3 separate regions of the Homo sapiens genome follow, and regions 2 and 3 are each linked to region 1. The links are chromatin contacts, found by Hi-C or POLR2A ChIA-PET in ENCODE. All regions are on one chromosome and are shown on one strand. Each heading gives the region's core, a stretch centred on a gene start or an enhancer-like site at or near the end of the contact. The rest is flanking DNA. Distances are from core to core; before and after follow the strand shown.

What was found. Hi-C counts contacts between places; a loop is a spot of excess contacts on that map. ChIA-PET counts read pairs that join two places held with the same protein, here RNA polymerase II (POLR2A). Pooled maps may share reads with other maps.
Region 2: a loop to region 1 is called in a map of naive thymus-derived CD4-positive, alpha-beta T cell, with 13 times the contacts of the local background. The contact joins the enhancer-like site here to the promoter of SNX8 in region 1. A Hi-C loop is called at or near these places in 1 of 168 maps with a recorded cell type or tissue (naive thymus-derived CD4-positive, alpha-beta T cell), 1 of 37 single-sample maps with no recorded cell type and 8 of 50 pooled maps.
Region 3: a loop to region 1 is called in a pooled map, with 7 times the contacts of the local background. The contact joins the enhancer-like site here to the promoter of SNX8 in region 1. A Hi-C loop is called at or near these places in 4 of 50 pooled maps. POLR2A ChIA-PET finds 5 or more read pairs at or near these places in 3 of 52 experiments (H1, OCI-LY7 and WTC11).

What each region holds. Positions count from the first base shown.
Region 1 is chr7:2,312,629-2,316,326 of GRCh38, forward strand. SNX8 (sorting nexin 8) reads right to left here and starts at 1,813. Exons shown (of 11, transcript NM_013321.4): 1 at 1,700-1,813. The coding sequence starts at 1,793. RefSeq lists enhancers at 1-2, 43-172, 1,917-2,417, 2,418-2,918 and silencers at 1,489-1,728, 1,829-2,098.
Region 2 is chr7:1,918,379-1,922,076 of GRCh38, forward strand. The region is part of intron 17 of MAD1L1 (mitotic arrest deficient 1 like 1); the gene reads right to left. Among named protein-coding and RNA genes, the nearest start is that of MIR4655, 76 kb to the left of the region's middle. Within about 2 kb of position 1,878, at least 6 of the 41 ENCODE cell types and tissues checked have a DNase peak (open chromatin) inside an H3K27ac peak, as active enhancers do.
Region 3 is chr7:1,959,953-1,963,650 of GRCh38, forward strand. The region is part of intron 15 of MAD1L1 (mitotic arrest deficient 1 like 1); the gene reads right to left. Among named protein-coding and RNA genes, the nearest start is that of MIR4655, 120 kb to the left of the region's middle. RefSeq lists an enhancer at 1,349-2,548. Within about 2 kb of position 2,144, at least 3 of the 41 ENCODE cell types and tissues checked have a DNase peak (open chromatin) inside an H3K27ac peak, as active enhancers do.

The sequences.
Region 1 (3,698 bases), core at 563-3,062:
CCTGCTCCCCGCTGCCGTTTCTCGCCGACGAAGAAACTGTCTACCAACCCTCCAGAGCTCACTTCAGTCATCACCTCCTCAGCGACACCTTGCCAGACCTCCCCACAAGGGGATTCCCCAATCTTGTCCCCCCCCACCAAGAAGAAACCGTAACTCACACCAACACCCACCTACATCTCTTCTCTGGCAGCTAGGACCACAGGAAGGAACATCCAGAAATAAGGGGCACCCTCCTGTATTCCTTCTAATGTTTAGCCTCGTTTGTTTTGTTTTGTTTTGTTTTTTTTGAGGCGGAGTCTCGCTCTGTCGCCCAGGCTGGAGTGCAGTGGCGCTATCTCGGCTCACTACAAGCTCTGCCTCCCGGGTTCACGCCATTCTCCTGCCTCAGCCTCCCGAGTAGCTGGGACTACAGGCGCCCGCCACCGCGCCTGGCTAATTTTTTTTGTATTTTTAGTAGAGACAGGGTTTCACCGTGTTAGCCAGGATGGTCTTGATCTCCTGACCTCGTGATCCGCCCGCCTCGGCCTCCCAAAGTGCTGAGATTACAAGCGTGAGCCACCGTGCCCAGCCATGTTTAGCCTCATTAACCCAAATCCCTTAAAGAGAAATACAAGAGGCCAGGCGCGGTGGCTCACGCCTGTAATCCCAGCACTCTGGGAAGCTGAGGTGGTTGGATCACCTGAGGTCAGGAGTTCGAGACCAGCCTGGCCAACATGGTGAAACTCCGTCTCTACTAAAAATACAAAATTTAGCCGAGTGTCATGGTGGATGCCTGTAATCCCAGCTACTCAGGAGGCTGAGGCAGGAGAATCGCTTGAACCCGGGAGGCGGAGGTTGCAATGAGCCGAGATCGCACCATTGCACTCCAGCCTGAGTGACAGTGAGAATCTGTCTCAAAAAAAAAAAAAAAAGAAAAGAAAAGAAAAAGAAAAAAGAAAAAGACAGAAATACAGGCCAGGCACGATGGCTCATGCCCGTACTCCCAGCACTTTGGGAGGCCAAGGCAGGAGGACCGCTTGAGGCCAGAAGCTCCAGACCAGCCTGGACAACATAGCAAGATCCCATCTCTACAAAAATAAAAAAAATTACCGGGCGTAACTGCACGCGCCCGTAGTCCCAGCACTTTGGGAGGCTAAGGCGGAGGATCACTTGAAAGAGAGAGAAAAGCAGCTACACATCTATAGATTCGGTTCACAGATGAGAAAACAGAGGTCCCGAGAGGTGAAATTACTGGCCCAAGACCACACAACCGACAGGAGCTTGGGAGAGAGGATGTGGCTAGGAAAGGCGCCCAAGTCCGGGGAAGTGGCCCCCAGTGCCATCGCTCAGCGTGACCAGGCAGGGCAGAAGAGCAGGGCACCAGGAACGGGGCGAGGAGGAAACTGTCCCCGAGGACGCCTCTGAGAGCCCCGGGAAAGCGCCTCGGAACGCGGCCAGCTGTAACCTGGACAGGGCTCTCCCGGCGCAGGAGGGCAGGGGACCCCGAGGGACGGAGGCGCGAGAGAGCACGGGGACCCCCAAAGGACAGGCGCGCAGGAGGGCAGGGGGACCTCCGAGGGACTGGGGCGTGGGGCCGAACGCGGGGCGCGGGGGCAGGAAACGAGTCGGGGACCAAGCGCGGCGGCTGAGCCCCGTCCGCCGGGGGTGGTCGGGCCGCGCGCCCTGGGCAGGTGGGGGCTACCGCCGCCCCACGCCCTACCTGACGCCGGGGGATCCGCCTCCTCGTCAGCCTCCGCCTCAGCTGCCGCCCCGACTGCAGCCGCGGGCAGCGGGTCCATCGCGCGGCCAGTCATGTGAGCCCGCGCTCCCACGTGACTTCCTCCCGCGCCACCCGGCCGCGCAGCCCTGCCGCGCCGCGCCCTCGCCCCGCCCACACCCCGCCTGGTCACGCCCCCTCCCCCGCGCGCCACGCCCACAGTCCGCCCCTGCGGGCCCGCCGCGCTCCTCGCCCGGCCTCGCCACGCCTACAACCCGCCTAGCCACGCCCACATGCCCCTCCCCGTCCACGTGGACACGGAGCCTGCTGGTGGCGCAGGTTACCTCCCCTCAGGTTGGACCTCCGGACTCGCAGGTGCACTACCTCAGGCGCAAGCCTGCACCCACCGCACCCTCATTCACTCCCATCTCTCCTCGCCCAGTCACGCCCTTGTTCGCTCATTCACCGGTTACACTGGGGTTTTCTGACTCGCACTTCCTCATTCATCCACTCACCCACTCATTCGCTCACCCACGCACTGCATCCTGCATTCATTCATTCACCCACTCACTCACTGCATCCTACATTCATTCATCCACTCACACACTCACTCACCGCATCCTGCATTCATCCAGCCACTCACTCACTCACTGCATCCTGCAATCATTCACCCACTCACTCACTGCATCCTGCATTCATTCATTCACCCACTCACTCACTGCATCCTGCATTCATTCATTCACCCACTCACTCACTGCATCCTACATTCATTCATCCACTCACACACTCACCGCATCCTGCATTCATCCAGCCACTCACTCACTGCATCCTGCATTCATTCATCCAGCCACTCACTCACTGCATCCTGCATTCATTCATTCACCCACTCACTCACTGCATCCTGCATTCATTCATTCACCCACTCACGCACTGCATCCTGCATTCATTCACCCACTCACCCACTCACTCACTGCATCCTGCATTCATTCATTCACCCACTCACCCACTCACTCTCTGCATCCTGCATTCACTCATTCACTCACTTATTGCATCCTGCATTCATTCACCCACTCACCCACTCACTCACTGCATCCTGCATTCATTCATCCACCCACTCACTCATGCACTGCATCCTGCATTCATTCATCCATTCACTCACTCACTCACTTACTGCTTCTTCATACGTTCATTCACCCACTCACTCACTGCATCCTGCATTCATTCATCCACCCACTCACTCATGCACTGCATCCTGCATTCATTCATCCATTCACTCACTCACTCACTTACTGCTTCTTCGTACATTCATTCACCCACTCACGCACTGCATCCTGCATTCATTCATTCACCAACCCACTCACTGCATTCTGCATTCATTCAGTCACTCACTCACTGCATCCTGCATTCATTCATTCACCCACTCACTCACTTACTGCATCCTACATTCATTCATTCACTCACTGCATCCTGCATTCATTCATTCACCCACTCACTCACTTACTGCATCCTGCATTCATTCACTCACTCACTAACTGCATCCTGCATTCATTCACTCACTCACTAACTGCATCCTGCATTCATTCATCCACCCACTCACTCACTCACTGCATCCTGCATTCATTCATCCACTCACTCACTCACTGCTTCTTCATACATTCATTCACCCACACTCACTGCATCCTGCATTCATTCACCCACTCACTCACCCACTCACTGCATCCTGCATTCATTCATCTACCCACCCACTCACTCATGCACTTCATCCTGCATTCATTCACCCACTCACTCACTCACTGCATCCTGCTTTCATTCACGCAACCACTCACTCACTGCACCCTGCATTCATTCACCCACTCACTCACTGCATCCTGCATTCACTCACCCACCCACTCACTCACTGCATCCTGCATTCATTCATTCACCCACTCACTCACTCTGCATCCTGAATTCATTCACACAACCACTCACTCACTCACTCACTGCATCCTGCATTCATTCACCC
Region 2 (3,698 bases), core at 628-3,127, 390 kb before region 1:
CCCTCGGCTCCGTCTTGGGGCCCCCGAGCATGTTCCCAACACACAACCGCAGTCACGCCACTGGGGACGGTGCTTCAGCCCTCCGCACTGCCCAGGAGCTCCGAGGCCCAGGCCGGGTCCACGGCATGGGGGGCGCCCAGTCCAGGGAGGATCTGTTTGCAGGCAGCCAGGCGGGTGTGCCCAGCACAGAGGGTGGTACCCTTCCTCTACCCCGCTCACCTGCAAACCCTGTGATTAAATCCCATGATTCCTTTACAACTCTAATTACACACCTAATTAATGGTGCTGGCCTTTATTACCCAACACCAACACCAAAGAACAGCATGGAGAGAAGGGCCTAGGGTGTTTAACTGGAGTGCCAGCCAGCCTTCAGCAAAGCCACTGTGCTCTGAGGCCACTGCCCCACCTGGACTGCACTTGGGCCCACCTGAGGAGACCACAGCTCCCGGCCCCAGGGCGACTGGTGCTGTGGCTACTCCTGGCCCCAGCCCCCCTCCCCTCCCCTCCCCTCTCTACAGGGCGCCTCAATGAGTGCACAGGGTGAGAGCACGTGGCAGGGCAGGGGCACTGATCCTTCCAACACCCGTCCTGTCTCTGGGTCACCCCAGGCTCTGGCGGCTCTTGCCAGCAGGGCAGTTCCCTCCGGCCCATGCCGCCGTGATCCGGCCCCTCCCCAGCAAGGACAGGGACCTCCTCCTATCGTTCAGTCCCAGGAGTCTGCAGAGATCGTCCGCCTGTCACGCTCACCCTTGGTGCGGGGACAGACGCTCACAACTGCCCCAGGACCTGGGCCGGTGGTCCCGTTTCTCAAATGGGGAAGCTGAGATGCAGAGAGAAAAGGGTCCACCCAGACCCCCAACTGTTACGACGTGGAGCAGGACCTCCATCCAAGCCTTCTGACCTCAGGCTCCCAGGCCGTCCAACACGGCTGCCCCGGCCTCAGATGGACACACGGTGTGTTGGAGCCAGGGACACCTGCAGCCTGCAAGGTCTCCTCTGCCTTCTCTCCCTGACCTGGTGCAGGAGGTCCAGGTGGCTGGCACTGAAGGCAGAACTGTAAAGCCAAGCCTGCCGTCCTCGCTGGGGACCTACCACACAAAGGGAGGACCGCACTGGGGAATGGGCTCATTGGGAGCCACTTTTGTTTCTCTACCCACCAGCCTGGCTCAGCTTCTACCAAATGGGCTCCTGCACGGGCCCAGAGGCCAATGGGCTCAGGCCACAGCCGCCATCGTCGCCATCACCATCATGCTGAGCACACATCATGGGCCAGCGGTGCCTCTGCTATAAACACACCCTCCACAATGACCGTGATTGGAGTGAGCCACATGTCAGAGCTGAGAGAGCTGAACCCAAGGTCACATGGCTGCTGGTGCAGAGCTGGGACCATGGCCCAAGTCCAAAACAGCTGACAGTGTGTGGCAACCCCTCCTCCATCAGCTCAGGAGCAACTTTGCTTTGGAACTGAAATTTAACTTTGATCAACAAAAAGAAACTGCAGATGACTCTGGGGAGGGAGCTGAAGTTGCAAAGTGCCCAGGGGTGGCAGGGCGGAGTCAGCCTTACCCACACCCCTCCTCCAGTCCACCCAACGCTTATAGAGGGCCAGTGCCAACAGCTCCAGTGACACGGAGGTCCCCAGTGACACGGAGGTCCCCAGGAGGGCGCACAGCAGGGCTGCAGCAGCGTTAGGAGACAGCAACCCCCAGAGTCAGAAGCCGGGGCTGTGTGGGCCCAGCATCCCTGTCCTTCCCCAGTACATGAGTGCTCCTGGGTCCCCGGCTTGCCCCCAACCCTGCAGCTCTCGGGACTTGCCTGTCATTGCGTGAGCCAACTCCCTGTAACAAGCATCTCCGTGTGCGTGCGTGCGTGCGTGTGCATGTGCGTGTGTACACACATTCTACGAGTTCTGTGTTTCGGCAGAACCCTGCCCAGTAAGCTCGCCCGGGGCTGTGTTGTCTGCAGATGGAGCAGCGACAGTGTGTGGGAGGAGCAGGGGCAGAGAAAGTCGGGGAGACTCGGCTGCCGTGGCAGCCTCACACTGTGTTGTGGACCCAGCGATTCCTCAGAGGCACCAAGGGAAGTGGTTAAAACAGGAAGACCCGCTGCACGCTCTCACCCACGGGAGCGGGGGGAACCCATCGCATGGAGTTGGGGGAGAAGGAGGGTGCAGGTGTGGGGTGGGCGGGGATGAACGGAGGCTGGTCAGTGGGTACAGACGCACAGCCAGATGGAAGGAGTAAGACCTCACGTTCCACAGCCGAGTGGGGGCGGACTACAGTCAGCCACATGTGCTGTCTACTTTAAAACAGTGAGAAGAGAGGACAGGAGGTCTTCCCAACACTTAGAAATGACCAGTCCATGAGGTGACGGATACCCCAAATACCCCTGTGTGGCCACTGCCCATTCTGGGCATGCAAGACAACATCACCTACACCCCATAACGATGCACGAACACTGTGTATCCATTTAAAAACCGACAGCAAAAAACCCTAATCTTCATTGACTGAATAAAAAAGATTCACGGGACATCCGGTCCAGACAGAAAAGGGTGCAGATTCATGTTCCCTGCTCCTCCTGCAAAGCTCGGCTCTGAGCCCTGGAGACGACGAGACAGGCAACCCAAAGAGAGGGTGGGGAGGTGGGAAGAGGGCGGAGAGGCGGCCTGGAGCCAGCAGTGGGGACTCAGGACCCCTGCCCAGCAGATGGCAGCCCAGATGACACACTCCTGCCTGGACCGGAGCCTGCAAAGGGAACCCCGGCACGCTGCGGGTCTGAGACGTGGTATCGGTGAGGGAGGCGGCCCTGAGGCGCCCTTCCCTGCTCAGACACAGACGCTGGAAAGCCAAAGATTCTTCCACTAGATTAACCTATAACTTCAGTGTAATTTCAGTAAAAAATAAAACCTTGATACCTTTTTTTTGAATTTGACTAATTCTTTTTTTTTTTTTCTTTTTGGAGACAGGGTCTATCTCTGTTGCCCAGGCTGGAGTGCAATGGTGTGATTTTGGCTTACTGCAACCTCCATCCCCCAGGTTCAGGCGATTCTCCCACCTCAGCATCTATAGTACCTGTAGCTGGGACTACAGACACCCTCCCGCCACGCCTGGCGTTTTGTGTTTTTAGTAGAGACAGGGTTTCACCTTGTTGGCCAGGCTGGTCTTGAACTCCCGACCTCAGGTGATCCACCCGCCTCAGCCTCAGTGCTGGGATTACAGGCATGAGCCACCGCGCCTGGCCGTGACAAAGTAATTCTAAAATTAACTTAGAATAATAAACAGGTAAGAAAACCTTTAAGTCAAAAAAAAGGATAAATGAAATTAAAAAAAACAAAAGATCTGAATACAGACCCGATTTTGCCTAAGTTTTAATAAAGATGAAGGTATAAATCTACGGGGAAGGAAGGATTCTGAGATAAATGGCCCTAGGGCAATTGTTTAGTGATCTGGAAAAAAAATCAATTTAGATCTCGACCTCATACCATACACCAAAATAAGTTTCAAGTAGATTAAATCTTTAAATATAAAAATAAGCTCAAAGAGCCCAGAAGAAAATAGAATTATTTATCAAATCACTAAAGTACTTACTAAGCTTAAAAGCAACGGAATTAACAGATAAGAGAGAACCTGAAGACGAGGGGTTCAGGTTCTGGGAAAGATGAAGAAACCAATCAGCCCTGTCTCTCCCTGAGGCAGCTC
Region 3 (3,698 bases), core at 894-3,393, 350 kb before region 1:
TTAATAGATTAAACAAAACTAATGAAAATATATTGGGGATTTAATATATAGAATAAATAAAATGTATGACAACAGTATAAAGGCTGGAGGAGAAAAACCAACACTGTGGCTGTAAGGTGATTATACTGTGTGTGAGAAGACGTAATATCACTTGAAGGTAGGCTGTGGTAAGTTAAAGATGTATACTATATACCCTACAGCAAGCCCTAAAATAACAAAGACTTATAGCTAAGATGCCAAAAAAGGAAATAAAACAAAATCAGAAAAATACCAAAGTGGATTGAAAAAAGGTAAAAAGAAAAAAAAAAAAGGAAACAGAAATGAAGAAGAGACAGATGAGTAGAAAACAGTCAAATGACAAGATCAAAACTAATTATATCATAAACAAATTAGATGTAAGTAGCCTAACTACCACAATTAAAAGGCAGACACTCAAACTGGATTAAAAAGCAACACCCAATCAGACACCGCTGACAATAATGCACTTTAAATACAAAGATGCAAAAAGACATAACATGCCATCACTAAGAAAACCAGCAAGAGAAAGCCAGAGACGCTACTAATACCAGAAATAGTAAATTTCAGAGCACATATTATTACCAAGAAGGTAACTTATAATAATAAAGAGATTGATTAATCAAAGGAAAATAATAATCCTAAACATGTGTGTGCTAATAAAAGAGCTGCAAAACAAATGAAGCAAAACCAGCCAGAAATGCAGGGAGAAATAGACGGGTCCTCAATGACAATCTGAGACTTCAGTATCCCTCTCTCAATAGCTGATAGAACAACGGGCAAAAAATCAGGAGGACAAGGACCACATGATCAGCCAACTTGACCTATTTCACCTGGATAAATGCTTCGACTCTTAAGAGCAGGAGACCCAGTCTTTTCAGGAGCACTTGAACTATGTACCAAGAAGACCTCATGCTAAACCATAAAAGAAGGCTCAGTCTATTTAGGAATTTCATAATTCTAACTATGTTATAGGACCATCATGGAATTAAACTAGCAATCAGCACCAGAAAGTCATCTGGAAAATACTACTGACAAAAGCATCCAACACCATGAAATACACAGAGATGGAACGGAACAGGCCAAGAAAAACCTGCACGTGACAAGCTCCGAGCACTGTGAAGAGAGCTCCAGGGCAACCTCCACACAGGGAGAGAGAGAGGCCTTGTCCACAGGCTGGGAGACTCTGGGTGTTGGGAACGCACTTCTCCCCCAAATTAATCCACAGAATCAGCAACCTCAGTCAAAATCCCACAGGCTTCTTTGTACAAATTGGCAAGCTGATTCTAAAATTCATATGGAGATGTAATGGACCTAGAATAGAGAAAACAACATTGACAATGAAAAAGGAGGGGCTACCTAATTTCACCAACTACGTTAAAGCCGTAGTAATCACAACAGTGCAGTACTGGTCTGCAAGACAGACAGACCGATCAAACAAAACAGAGTCCAGAAATAGGAGCACAAACACAACCAATTTTTGAAAAATATATGAAGGCAATTCAGCGTAGAAAGGACAAACTCTTCAACAAATGGTTCTGGAACAACTGGGTGTTCTTGGGGGAAATAAAGAATTAAAATCTTGTACAATAAATGAAAATCCTGCTCAATCCTGAACCAAAAGTTACAAAGTTATTAAAAGAAAATACAGGAGAAAATCTTGTAAATTTGGGACAGCCAAAGATTTCTTAGCTATGATACCTGATAGGGTTTGGCTGTGTCCCCACCCAAATCTCATCTTGAATTGTAGCTCCCATAATCCCCATGTGTTGCGGGAGGGATATGGTGGGAGATAATGAATCAGAGGGCAGTTTCCCCCATACCATTCTCGTGTGTTGTGGGAGGGACATGGTGGGATATAATGAATCACAGGGCGGTTTCCCCCATACCATTCTCGTGTGTTGTGGGAGGGACATGGTGGGAGATAATGAATCACAGGGCGGTTTCCCCCATACCATTCTCGTGTGTTGTGGCAGGGACGTGGTGGGAGATAATGAATCACAGGGTGGTTTCCCCCATACCATTCTCGTGTGTTGTGGGAGGCCTGTGGTGGGAGATAATGAATCACAGGGCGGTTTCCCCCATACCGTTCTCACGTGTTGTGGGAGTGATGTGGTGGGAGATAATGAATCATAGGGCGGTTTCCCCCATACCATTCTCATCTATTGTGGGAAGGACACGGTGGGAGATAATGAATCACAGGGATGGTTTCCCACATACCATTCTCGTGGTCGTGAATAAGTCTCACAAGATCTGATTTTATAAGGGGTTTCCCCTTTGGCTTGGCTCTCATTCTCTCTTGTCTGCCACCATGTAAGATGTGCCTTTTGCCTGCTGCCATGATTGTGAGGCCTCCCCAGCCATGTAGAACTGTGAGTCCATTCAATCTCTTTTTCTTTATAAATTACTCAGTCCGGGTATGTCTTTATCAGCAGCATGAAAATGGACTAATATCCAAAGGATCATATATAACAGAAAACATTGAAAAATTGGACTTTATCATAAAAAAACTTCTCTTCAAAATACCTGATGAAAGAACGAAAAGACAAGACACAGACTGGGAGAAAATATTTGGAAAGCAAATAATCTGATAAAGGCCTTGTATCCAGAACATATAAAGAGCTCTCCCAAACTCAACAGTAAGAAAAATAATCAAATTTTAAAATGGACAAAAAAACAGGTGCTTTACCAAAGAAGATCTACAGATGACAAGTGAGCTGAATGAAAAGATGTTCAACATCATTAGTCATTTGTGAAATAAAAAATAAAAGGCCACAGTGAGACATGACTGCCAACCTATTAGAAAGCCTAAATGAAAACCTTTAAAAAACTAGCCGGGTGTGGTGGTGCACACCTGTAGTCCCAGCTACTCAGGAGGCTGGGGTGGGAGGATCACTTGAGCCCAGGAGTCAGAGGCTGCAGGCAGCTATGATCCCACCACTGCACTCCAGCCTGGGCAACAGAGCAAGACCCTGTCTGTAAAAGAAACATTTAAAAAAATAAAAGAGGGACTAAGGAAAAAGACTGTGCTGCATGCTGGTGAGGAGAAGCTGCACACCAACTACTCTGGAAGACGGGCAACCTCGGAACACGTTACACACGTGACCGCCAGCCACTCCACACTAGGCGTTTACCTGAAAGAAAACGAAGTCGATTTCTACATGGGACTTTATTTATAATATCCAGCAGTTTCAGAATAGCCAAAAACCAGAAAAACTCCAAATGTCCATCGCAAGGGAACGTATAAACTGGTGTCTCCATACGACAGAACACAACTCAGCAGTGAAGACAACACAGCTGTGTGCACAGTGATCTCTCCCCCAACCAGCCATGCTGCGTGGAAGAAGCAAAAAGAGGGAGACCACATGCTCCAGGACCAACGCCATGCCCAGAAGACTCGACAGCCGCCCGCCAATCTACAGTGATGGAAAGCACGTCGGCGGGTTTGGGGTGGGGAGAGGAGGCAGGGAGGAGGGATTCCTGTCAAACAAGAGCACATGTCTGGGGGTCTTGAATATGAATGTGGTAACGGCTCCATGGGTGTATGTGTGTGTACATGCAAATTCACCACACTGCACTTGACATCGCGCAGCTTACTGCACACCAGTTATACCTCAGGAAAGCTGTAAAAACCATACTGTAGTGAATGACCTCTGACATCTGCTTCCTGCTTGTACGGCGCA